Regions from separate parts of the Mus musculus genome. Here region 1 is linked to region 2. A link is a loop called in an ENCODE intact Hi-C map of the cell type or tissue named here. Cell type or tissue: left cerebral cortex. All regions are shown on one strand. Links, peaks and the distances in the headings refer to the core of each region. The heading gives the core; the rest is flanking DNA. Region 1 has its middle 13 kb from the start of Gm30346. Region 2 holds the start of Gm47944 (a long non-coding RNA gene).

Region 1 (5,379 bases), core at 143-5,142, 85 kb before region 2:
TGGGGAAAGTGGGAATTGAAAGTTGAAGCTACTATTAGGGCAGCTGAGATCAAAACGCTGGACCCCTAGTCTTGACAAGGACACGTTTTTGCTCTAAATGTATTATAGAGCAGGGGCTACAAGCCGCAGCTTACAGGGTAAATCCAGTCCACATCCTGGTTTTGTATAACTGGCAAGCTGGGGCTGACTTTTCCATTTCTCTGTGCTTAGTTTGGTTTTATGTTTTGTTATTTCAGGTTTTGTTTTATTTAAGATTTATTTTATTTTTTTGCCAGGCACTGGTGGTGCACACACCTTTAGTACTAACATTCAGACGGCAGAGGCATGCAGATTTCTGATAGTGCAAATTCAGCTTGTTTTACATAGTGAGCTCCAGGATGTCCAGAGCTACATATTCAGACCCTACCTCAAACAAGAACAACGATTTGTTTTTAATTGTGTGTACGATGGCAGGAATGTAAGTGTGTGCGGGTGCCTGCAATCCAGAAGAGGGTGCTGGATCCCCTGGAGCTAGAGGTGCTTAAAATCTCCAGTCACACCGACACGCACTGACCAGGGCCGTGGATCAGTGTGTCAGAGAGCAATGTCTCAGACTTCAAAGACAGCAAAACTTTAATAAGCATTGCCCTAGAAAGTGCATACTAGGTGGGATCAAAAGCACTCCACTTGGGCCCCAGGACAGGATTTGCTAAGGGGAAGTCTCAGAAGGTCTGCCGGAGCACTCCAGGCTTCCCCAGCAGGGTCCAAAGTTAGCTCTTTGGATGACGACATAAAATTTTTGAGACACTGCTTCCTGTAGTTCAGGCTGGTCTCACACTTGCTGTACACAAGACCTGCTTTGAACTCCAAATTCTCCTATCTCTACTACTTAGGTGCCACACTCCCAGGGTTTGGATGGATTTTAAGTTCTACTTTCACTCTCATCAGGAGCTAGCATTTGGGTCCTCCCTCTTTTGATACAACAGGAGACACACTCAGCCAGGCTCCATCCCTTGTCTTCTCAGAAGCCTTGCTCTATTTCCCAGAGACTCATTATGCAGGACACAGACCTATTCCTACCCCCTTGATATATAAACACTGCCTTGCCTACCATGAAAACCTGGTTTTCATATGTATGCCTCAAGGCACTCGGCCAGTACTTACACCCCATCTCTATCCAAACTAAAATTGGGCTGAAGTTCTGGCCACTTATAAAGAGGCACATATAAAAAGGCACACAAGGTGTTGACTGCTAACCCCACACTGTCCTGGGTATATCTGCCTTTTCACTGGCCCACTAACCTGCTTTGACCTGCCTGTGCTTTGCATTGGTTGCACATGAGTGGCAGGGTCAGCTCTCAAGTGCTCTTACCCTTCAGGGATGGCTCACCCTTGCCTCCATTACAAGGGCCAGTTCTACTCTGCTGCTCAGGTAAGGCGCAGGGCCTGCTCACCAGTGTCCCCAGCAGGGACAATATACACAGCCCCTGGTCATCCATATGGTCCCTGGTAGCTTCTCTGACCAGGGACATTCACATGTTCTCTAGTGGTTGTATGAGCCGTGGATATCGACACCAACTCCTGCCACTGTGTAGCTGCAACTCAGACATGGCCCTCAATGGCAGCTTGGTCTGGGACCTCACCATGGTCCCTGGTAGGGGGCCTGGCCACTCACAGCAGGCTACTCCTCTCCATACTAGAATCTCCAGTTCTATCTCTCTTCATAATGCTCAAGCTATCCCATTTCTGTTTCTCTCCCATCTGACCACTATATACTCACAAATTTTGGTCACTCCTTCTGCAGGCTGGTCACAAGGCTAGCAGGCCCCTGGGTGGCATCCTCCATTCATGCTGTGTGGCAGCAAGCAGGTATCTATGGCCCACCTGTGCTATGTCCAGAGAGCAGGTCTATGAGTGGCTTGGCAGCCTGCAGGTCTCTCTCTGTCTTCCTCCTCCTATGCTAGACATGATTTGATTTTATTTGATCTTTATGACTCCTAGGCATGAGACAGCTTTAGACATCAAACCAGGCATCGAGTTCTGGCTCTTGACTGACATCTGCTCTGCCCTTAACTAAGAACACCACCACCACAGTGTCTCTTCGCCCATTGCCAGGGGGTGTTTGTTTGTTTTTAAACTTTATTCTTCTCTCATAAAAATACTTTTTAGTATTTATGTGTTTGTTTACTTATTTATTTTCTTTTAAAGACAGGGTCTCACTATATAGCCCTGGTCACCCTGGAACTTGCTATGTAGGCCAGGCTGAATTTGAACTCACAGAGATCTGCTTGCCTCTGCCTCCCGAGTGCTGAGATTAAAAGCCTGAGTGGGATTTTTTCTTTCTTTCTTTCTTTCTTTCTTTCTTTCTTTCTTTCTTTCTTCTTCTTTTTTTTTTTTTTTTTTAGATTTTTATTTGTACGAATGTTTTGCCAGGATGCATGCAGTATCTACAGCAGCCCAAAGAGGGTGCTCCAATCCCAGACCTGGAGTTATAAATCACCATGTAGAAGATGACAGGGAACCTGGGCCTTTGCAAGAGCCTCAAGCGTACATTTAACCTCTGAGTTTTGTTTTGTTTTGTTTTGTTTTGTTTTGTTTTGTTTTGTTTTAAAGAAAATATCCAATAGAAGAAAAAAGAAGAAGAAGAAGGAGGAGGAGGAGGAGGAGGAGGAGGAGGAGGAGGAGGAGGAAGAGGAAGAGGAAGAGGAGGAGGAGGAGGAGGAGGAGGAGGAGGAGAGAAAAGAGATAAAATAAGAAAGAAAGAAGCCATGGATTTAGAATAGAAATAGAAAGGTGTGAATTGGATCTGAGCAAAGATAAGGAATAGCATGGGTGTGGGGAGGTGTGATTGCTCAAAACACACTGAATGCATGTTCCGATTTCTCAAATAATCAATAAAATAGATCTAATTTAAAAACAATGCCTAACACAATTAAAGTGTTACGTGCACAATTTCTATATTCTACTGTTAAAGACTAAAGACAAGATTCGTTCTGCTTGTGTTCAATACAGATGCAGCTTTACTCTCATCTCCCGTTGGAGGGTTAACTTCGCTAATGCAGAAATCCATGGATACAACCCAACTGTACACCATTTCTCTTATGATGACCTGGATGCACGGCCTGGATAGCTCATCAATACTTATTCCGTGTTCCCAGAGATTAGCATTAGAACTGTATGTTGCTCCAAAGAAATAACTTTTTAAGAATTGAATCATAAATCATGTGGAATTTGTAATGATTAAGAACAGATCACATGTAATTTTCTTTGAATTAAACTTAAGACTGACTTTAAAAAAAAAAAAACCTCTCACTATATAGACTAGGCAGTTCTCAAATTTGCAATCTTCCTGCTTCTGCCTTTTAAGGGCTATGGTAACAGGTGTGTTCCACTGCCTTGTGTCCTGGTTCTTATATTTTGATTTTCTCTGCTTTGCTTTGTTTTAATCATGAGGAAAAAATCAAAACAAGAATTTTTTGCTCTAATTATATAAAAGTCTAAATCTGAAGCCCACAGAGTTTCACCCAAATACAACCATACCCGCTTGTTTACACATGCCCTCCTTCAGCCTTCTAGCACAAAACTGAGCGGTCTCAGAGATCTTAAATACAAAGTCTGAAATGTTTGCTAGTGACTGAAGAATGAGCCTTCCTCCATCTTACTTATAGTAAAGACAAGTTAGGTTCATTCCTGCTTATGATTAAACCTCTGTTTCTCAAGGATTGGCCATTCTCAGTTGTCAACTTGCCTGCATCTGGAATGAACTAATCTAGAAATGGAGGGCACACCATGATCAGGATGTTGAGGCAAGTGAACAACATGCCTTTGATCTGGATCTTGAGGCTGGAAGACTCAGGATTTTGATTTGGATCTTGAAGTGGGATGGCACGTGCCCTTAATACCGAGCTTGAGGCACACCTTTAATTTGGGCCATACCTTCTGCTGGAAGTCTATATAAGGATTCCTCCATTCTACACCTCCTTGCCCTCACTTTGCCAGTACATCCATTCCTTCACTGGCATTGGAGCCTATTTCTTCAGGATTCCAGCTTATACAGAAGAGCAGCTGAGACACCCAACCTTGTGGGACTGAGCAACTACTAGATTCTCGGGCTTTCATTCACAACTAGTCATTGTTAGATTATTTGGACTGTAGTCTGTAAGTCATTCCAGTATTCCATATATGTATATATTCTATATATATTCGATATGTTCTATATATCCTTTCTATGTATAATATTCATATACTAAAAGGGAAAGAGATACGTTCCAGAAGTTCTGTGACTCTAGAGAACCCTAACTAACACAAATGGCAATCATGTCTTTGTTTTAAAAAGTTGCTTATAACTATCTTGCAACCCTACCTTTGTTTCAAAAGGTTATCTGATGACCTATGACACCTTGTTAGGTCCATCTTGTAACCATGTCTTTGTCTTAGAAGGTCATTAGAACTAACTTGTTATGCTCCAGTAAAACTGCCTGTTTTGCCTACTAAATGCCCCACTTGAAAATTCCATACTCCTGACCTACAAAAGTGCTGTCTTCCCCATAGCCAATGCTGCCTCTCAAACTCCACCTTAGAGGGAGGCAGCCCATATACACAAATTTAAAACCTTGCTTTAATTAAATTGGTTATGATGATTTGGGGATTACCTAGGACTCTGTGTTGTACAGCAGTTTCCTTGGCACTGAAACATTGCCTTCAACTCCTGAAACTCTGGAAGTAAACAAACCTCACAGAACTAAAAAGCTGAAGTTTACAAGATTTACCAGGACTCCTCCACCCAGGTTATGGACAGCTGCTGGGGGAGGAGATGCTTACCAGAAGAGCTGCTCAAGGAAGGCCTGGAACCTTCTCCAGCTGCCTGCAAATCATGCAGAAAGCCCCAGGGTTGTGGTTTCATTAAGTGGTGGACTTTTCAGTAATGCAGCTGCTTTTAAGTCATCCCTGCTCATCTTAGTAACTCCTCACCTATATTCCTGTTAACAAACTCTTCAGCTCTCCAAGTTGCTGCAATATTACTTTGGTCTATTGTGGGTTCTCTATCTTTGTTGAGTGTGTGTGTGTGTGTGTGTGTGTGTGTGTGTGTGTGTGTGTGTGTGTGTGTTTTGGTGTGTGTGTTGGTGTGTGTGTTGGTGTGTGTGTTGGTGTGTGTGTTTTGGTGTGTGTGTGTGTATGTTGGTGTGTTGGTGTGTGTTGGTGTTTCTCCCCAGGAAATGCCTCACAGAACAGTCTGCCAATTCTACAAAAAAGTAGAGAATTTGGATACAGTTCAGAAATAAAGCACTTTCCTATAAGAAAGTTCTTTTTTCCTCTTAGAAATATTAAACCCAATAAGAGCCCGTATTTCTTAACTTTTCCCCTTTATCATTTAGCCAATCTCATCAGCTTGTGAAACTG
Region 2 (5,379 bases), core at 231-5,230:
TCAGAACAATTGTCTCCAAGACAACCACTGTCACAAATATAGGCAAGGATGTAGGGAAAGAAGAATTCTCAACACTAGCAGTGGGAACTGAATCTAGTGTAGCCACCATAGAAATCAATATACAGTTTCACAGTTGTACCCTCCATGGGGCATATATCTTGGAGACTTAACACATACACACACACACACAAATAACACAAAGATACTTGTTTATTGCTACTTTATTCACAATAGCAAGAAAATGGAACCAGACTAAATGCCCACAAAAAATGAATGGATAAAAAAAAAAACTAGCAATGTACATAATGGAATTTTATTCAGCCATAAGGAAAATTGAAATCATTGCACATACAGAAAAATGCATGGAAGTAGAGATCATTGCCTTAAGTGAAATAAGCCAGATTCAGGAAACTGACTCTGGGGCTGGAGAGATGGCTCAGTGGTTAAGAGCACTGGCTGCTTTTCCAGCGGACCTGGGATCCCAGCACCCACTGGACTGCACACAACTGTCTATCACTGTTGAAACAGGAGAACCAGTGCAACTCTTCTGGCTTTGTTGGGTGCCAAACACACGCTTGGTGCACAGACATCTATGCAAGCATAAGACTCATACACATTTTTAAAATAATAGTTTTAAATAAAATTTTGAGAAATACAAGTATATTTTTTTTTCATGAGTGGTTCCTAGATTTAAATTGATACAAGTGTTCATACAGAGGGATCTGTGCTATGGTGAGACTAGAAATGGGACCATGAGATGGGAGAAAAGATCCCTTATCTTTGCTCTGTGTGTGTGTGTGTGTGTGTGTGTGTGTGTGTGTGTGTGTGTGCGCGCGTGTGCGCGCACACATTCAAGGAAATGTACGTTTGGGGTGTGGTAAACATAAGAATGGAGAACATGTGACTTAAAAGCAGAAGAACACTGTTTGGAGAAGAAAGGGACCAGCAAGATGGAGCTAAGGGGTTGGAGTGGAAATGGGGGAGGAGGATGAATATTGAACAAAGTTTAGCAACACATATGTATGAAATGCCTCTAAGAAATCCACTATAAGAGGGGCAGATCTGGGAGAGAGGGGAGGTGGGAAGGAGGGACTGGGAGGAGAAGAGGAAGGGGAAACTGGAGTCAGTATAATATATGAGAGAAGAAGAAATTTTTAATTTTTTTAATTAGGTATTTTTCTCATTTACATTTCCAATGCTATCCCAAAAGTCCCCCATACCCCCCCCCCCACTCCCCTACCCACACACTCCCACTTTTTGGCCCTGGCGTTCCCCTGTACTGGGGCACATAAAGTTTGCGTGTCCAATGGGCCTCTCTTTCCAGTGATGGCCGACTAGGCCATCTTTTGATACACATGCAGCTAGAGTCAAGAGCTCCAGGGTACTGGTTAGTTCATAATGTTGTTCCACCTATAGGGTTGCAGCTCCCTTTAGCTCCTTGGATACTTTCTCTAGCTCCTCCATTGGGGGCCCTGTGATCCATCCAATAGCTGACTGTGAACATCCACTTCTGTGTTTGCTAGGCCCCGGTGTAGTCTCACAAGAGACAGCTATATCAGGGTCCTATCAGCAAAATCTTGCTAGTGTATGCAATGGTGTAAGAATTTTTTTTTAAATCCATTATTTTGTATGCTAACTTAAATTTTTTTGAGCCAGGCAGAGGTGGCACACGCCTTTAATCCGAGCACTCAGGAGGCAGAGGCAGGCAGATTTTTATAAATTCAAGAGCCTGCATGACAGAGAGAGTTCCAGCACAGCCAAGGCTATACAGAAAAACCCTGTCTTGAAAAACAAGCAAACAAAGCTAAACTAAAAGTACTTTTTTTTTTTTAATTGCACTTAAATGTGTGATTCTGACCAAAAGGCAGTCTTGAGCAGCCGGGGGAGGGGGGAAATACCCACCCTTGCATTCCCACCGAGCTAAAACTCTGGCCTGTGGTCCTCACTCCCTCTCCTGGTTAAAACTTCTATGTGGACACTGGAGTGGGGTGGAAAACGGGAGTGATGTAAATGTAGTTCTTATATATGAAGTCCTCAAATAATATTTTAAAACCCACAGTTTTTCTTTAAACACTGTTCTCTGTTGGGAGGATCACTAGCATGAAGTTGAGTGGGTAGGGAGGTAAAGAGGATCTCGGATAAGAAAGACTATAATGAAAATATGTTACATGAAAAAAATTAAGAAACTAAAATGATAATAAAAATAACAAAAATGTTAAAGAAAAAAACTGCCCTCTGCCCCTCTCCATCCATGAGTTGTATCAGTGGCGCCCTCCACTGGCAAACATTAGGCATTACAGATCACATTGCACCACATCAAGTCCAAGAATCCATGATAAAGATAAGTCACCCTTTACTGTGGTTACATATTCTCAGGCACTGGCAGATAACAGAAGTTACTTCATCTGGCATAGAATTGCTTCCTCTCTTCCCAGTAGGGAACTAGAGTTCCGGGATGAAGGTCTTGGTTTTTTTTTTTTTTTTAATATACTTGTATTAATTATTAGAGAAGCAAATAGACACAAGTTTTTACTTAAATGCTCCACAGCCCCGTGCCAGGTTTTTCCTCAGCGCTACCCTCACCTCCTTGTTCCTCAGGGTGTAAACCACAGGGTTCAGCAGCGGTGTCACCACGGTGTAGAACACCGCCACCAGGCGGTCCTGGGAGGGATTAGCCCCAGAGTCCGGCCTCAGGTAGATGATGGAGGCACAACCAAAATGTACGATGACCACCGTGAGGTGGGCTGCGCAGGTAGAGAAGGCTTTGCGCCGGCCAGAGGCCGAAGGGATCCTCACAATGGCAGCCACAATGAAGGCGTAGGAGAGGAGAATGAAGAGGAAGGAGACCAGCACCACGAGGATGCTCAGGAAGAAGATGCCAAGTCCCTTGAGTGAGCTCTCATCACAGCTGAGCTTCAGCACAGGCGCAATGTCACAGAAGAAGTGCTCCACATGGCCTGCGCCACAGAAGGGTGAGGAGAAGATCATGCAGGTCTCAATCAAGGCCACTGAGAAACCAGAGCAGAAAACCAAGGCTCCCAAACACAGGCAGACGGTGGGTCTCATGATCACAGAGTAGCGCAAGGGATGGCAGATGGCCACATACCTGTCATAGCCCATCAGGGTAAGGAGGAAACAATGGCTGCAACCCAAGCCTAGGAAGAAGAACATCTGGGCCCGACAGCCCGCGATGGAGATGGCCTGGCTCTCCATCAGCAGATGAGCCAGCATATTGGGGATGGTGACCAGTGTGTAGCAGGTCTCAGAGAGGGAGAGCACGGCCAGGAAGCGGTACATAGGTGTGTGGAGAGTGCGATCCACCTGGATGATGGTGATGATGGTGGCATTGCCACTGAGTGTGACCAGGTAGGTGAGGAGGAACAAGATGAAGAGAGTGGGCCTCAGTTCTGGGAGGTTGGAGAATCCCACCAGCAGGAACTCTGTCACCAGCCAGGTCCCATTGTCCTGCTGCTTCTCAGGCGCCTGAGAGGAGATAGGGTTACTGGAACAAAGCAGGGCAGTGAGGCTTGGCTAGGCACCAGGTGTGGGGTAGGAGAATCATCACTGGCTTGCAGACAAGACAGAGGGATTCAGGAATGATCACTTATTACCCAACCAGCAAGGTGTCTCCTCAACATATAAGAAGATAAAAGAATTAACCAGGTGGTGATGGTGGTGCACGCCTTTAATCCCAGTAGCGGCATAAACAGACAAATCTCTGAGTTTGAGGCCAGCCTGGTCTACAGGGTGAGTTTCAGGATAGCCAGGGCTACACAGAGAAACCCTGTCTCAAAAGAGCAAGGGAGGGAGAGAGGGGCAAGAAAAGAGAAAGGAGAGAGACAGAGAGACAGAGACAGAGACAGAGACAGAGACAGAGACAGACAGAGAGAGGGGAAGAAGGAAGGGAGGGAGGGAGGGAGGGAGGGAGGGAGGGAGGGAGGGAGGGAGGGAGGGAGAGAGGGAGAGAGGGAAGAAAAAGGGAAGGAAGGAAGGAAGGAAGGAAGGAAGGAAGGAAGGAAGGAAGGAAGGAAGGAAGAAGAAAAGAGATGCTGGAGAGATGGCTCTGAGTACTGGCTGTTCTTTGAGAGGACCCGGGTTTGATTCCCAGGACCCACACGGCAGCTCAAAACTGTCTCTGATCCAGCACTCTTACATAGATGCACATGAAACACACATGAAATAAAAACAAAACAAAGGAAAAAATTATAAATCAGGGCCTGAAGAAATGACTCCGTGGTTAAGAGGACTTCCTCTTCTTTTGGAGGATGACAGTTTACTTCTTAGATCCAATAGTAGGTGGCACACCCACACATTAAAATAAATCTTTTTTTAAAAAAATCACAAAGAAACAAATTGAAGCCTACAGCACCCAGTATTCCTAGGTCTCCCATCCAAGTACTAAGCAGGTCTAATCTTGCTCGGCTTCTGAGGACAAACAAGGTCAGGTACACTCAGGGCAATATGGCCATAGACACAAAGTAAAGATCTTCAGATGGGGAAAGAAGACAGTAAGGCCATTGCTAGCTTATTTAGATCTAGGAAGAAATCCTAGATAAGAACTCCTGACCCAACAGTGTTTGGAAAACAAAATGAAGCAGGGAAGTCAGACAGCCAATAGTGGTACACTACTCAGCTAAGGAGATGCTCGGTGGGGGGAAGAATGCTTGCTGTTCAAGTGTGGGGACCTGAATCCCCAGAACAGACTTGTAAGGGACATGATGACTCCTGGCAGCTGGCTGCACCCCTCTGAGCCTTATCTGTGAACTCAAAGACAACTCCTATGAACTCACAGTTGACAAATAGTGCTATGAATAAATTCCCAACCCTAAAACTGAGAACTGGAAATCCTGCATGTGGCTGGACTACCAGCACTCTAAGATCTTTCATTAAGACACGTCTTCCAAATGAACTGAAAACCTGATTCAAACACAGAACTCCAGGTACTAGCATTCTGATAGCTAAAAGAACCTGGCTGAGACATGTTGTAAACAAGGGACCAGATTCATGTTCCCACTTCTTAGACAGGAAGACCATCAAGTCCAAGAAGTCACTTGATGGGACCTGAAACCCCCATCTGCTTACTTAGAGTCCATGAAATGTGCACCCAACAAAGATCCTGAAACAGCACTTGCCTGCAGGAGTTACCTGTGGGTGCTGAGTTCAGGGACCTGCCAGTGTCATCCCCACTGTGACAGCCAGAGACCCAGGGTCCTTCCTGAGAAGTGTGTCTGTGTGCCCCTGTAGCTCTGAGCTGCATGAGCCTGTAGCCCCGCACTCCCTAACCCTCCTCTCTCTGTCTCGCCACCACCTGTACACAGGTTCTGTGTCTGCAGGGTTCAGAGGTGGGAGGGGCTCCCTCCCGTTCCCTCTGAGCACATT

Evidence for each region. A loop is a pair of places that touch in the nucleus more often than their neighbours do. Peaks named below come from ENCODE experiments on the same cell type or tissue, not always from the same donor. Only the 100,000 strongest peaks of a DNase experiment are listed, where the experiment ranks them.
Region 1: a loop joins it to region 2, with 2.8 times the contacts of the local background. A loop is called at or near these places in 20 of 42 quality-filtered maps.

Annotation. Positions count from the first base shown.
Region 1 is chr10:78,602,353-78,607,731 of GRCm38, reverse strand. No RefSeq gene overlaps it. Among named protein-coding and RNA genes, the nearest start is that of Gm30346, 13 kb to the right of the region's middle. In left cerebral cortex, for the core only: CTCF peaks have their summits at 2,238 and 2,443; a DNase peak (open chromatin) is centred at 2,453.
Region 2 is chr10:78,517,717-78,523,095 of GRCm38, reverse strand. Olfr1358 (olfactory receptor 1358) reads right to left here. Exons shown (of 2, transcript NM_001370810.1): 2 at 1,813-3,483. The coding sequence ends at 2,530. It overlaps Gm47944 (a long non-coding RNA gene), which reads left to right and starts at 3,188. Exons shown (of 2, transcript XR_003948916.1): 1 at 3,188-3,366. In left cerebral cortex, for the core only: a CTCF peak has its summit at 2,309 (motif pointing left); a DNase peak (open chromatin) is centred at 2,694.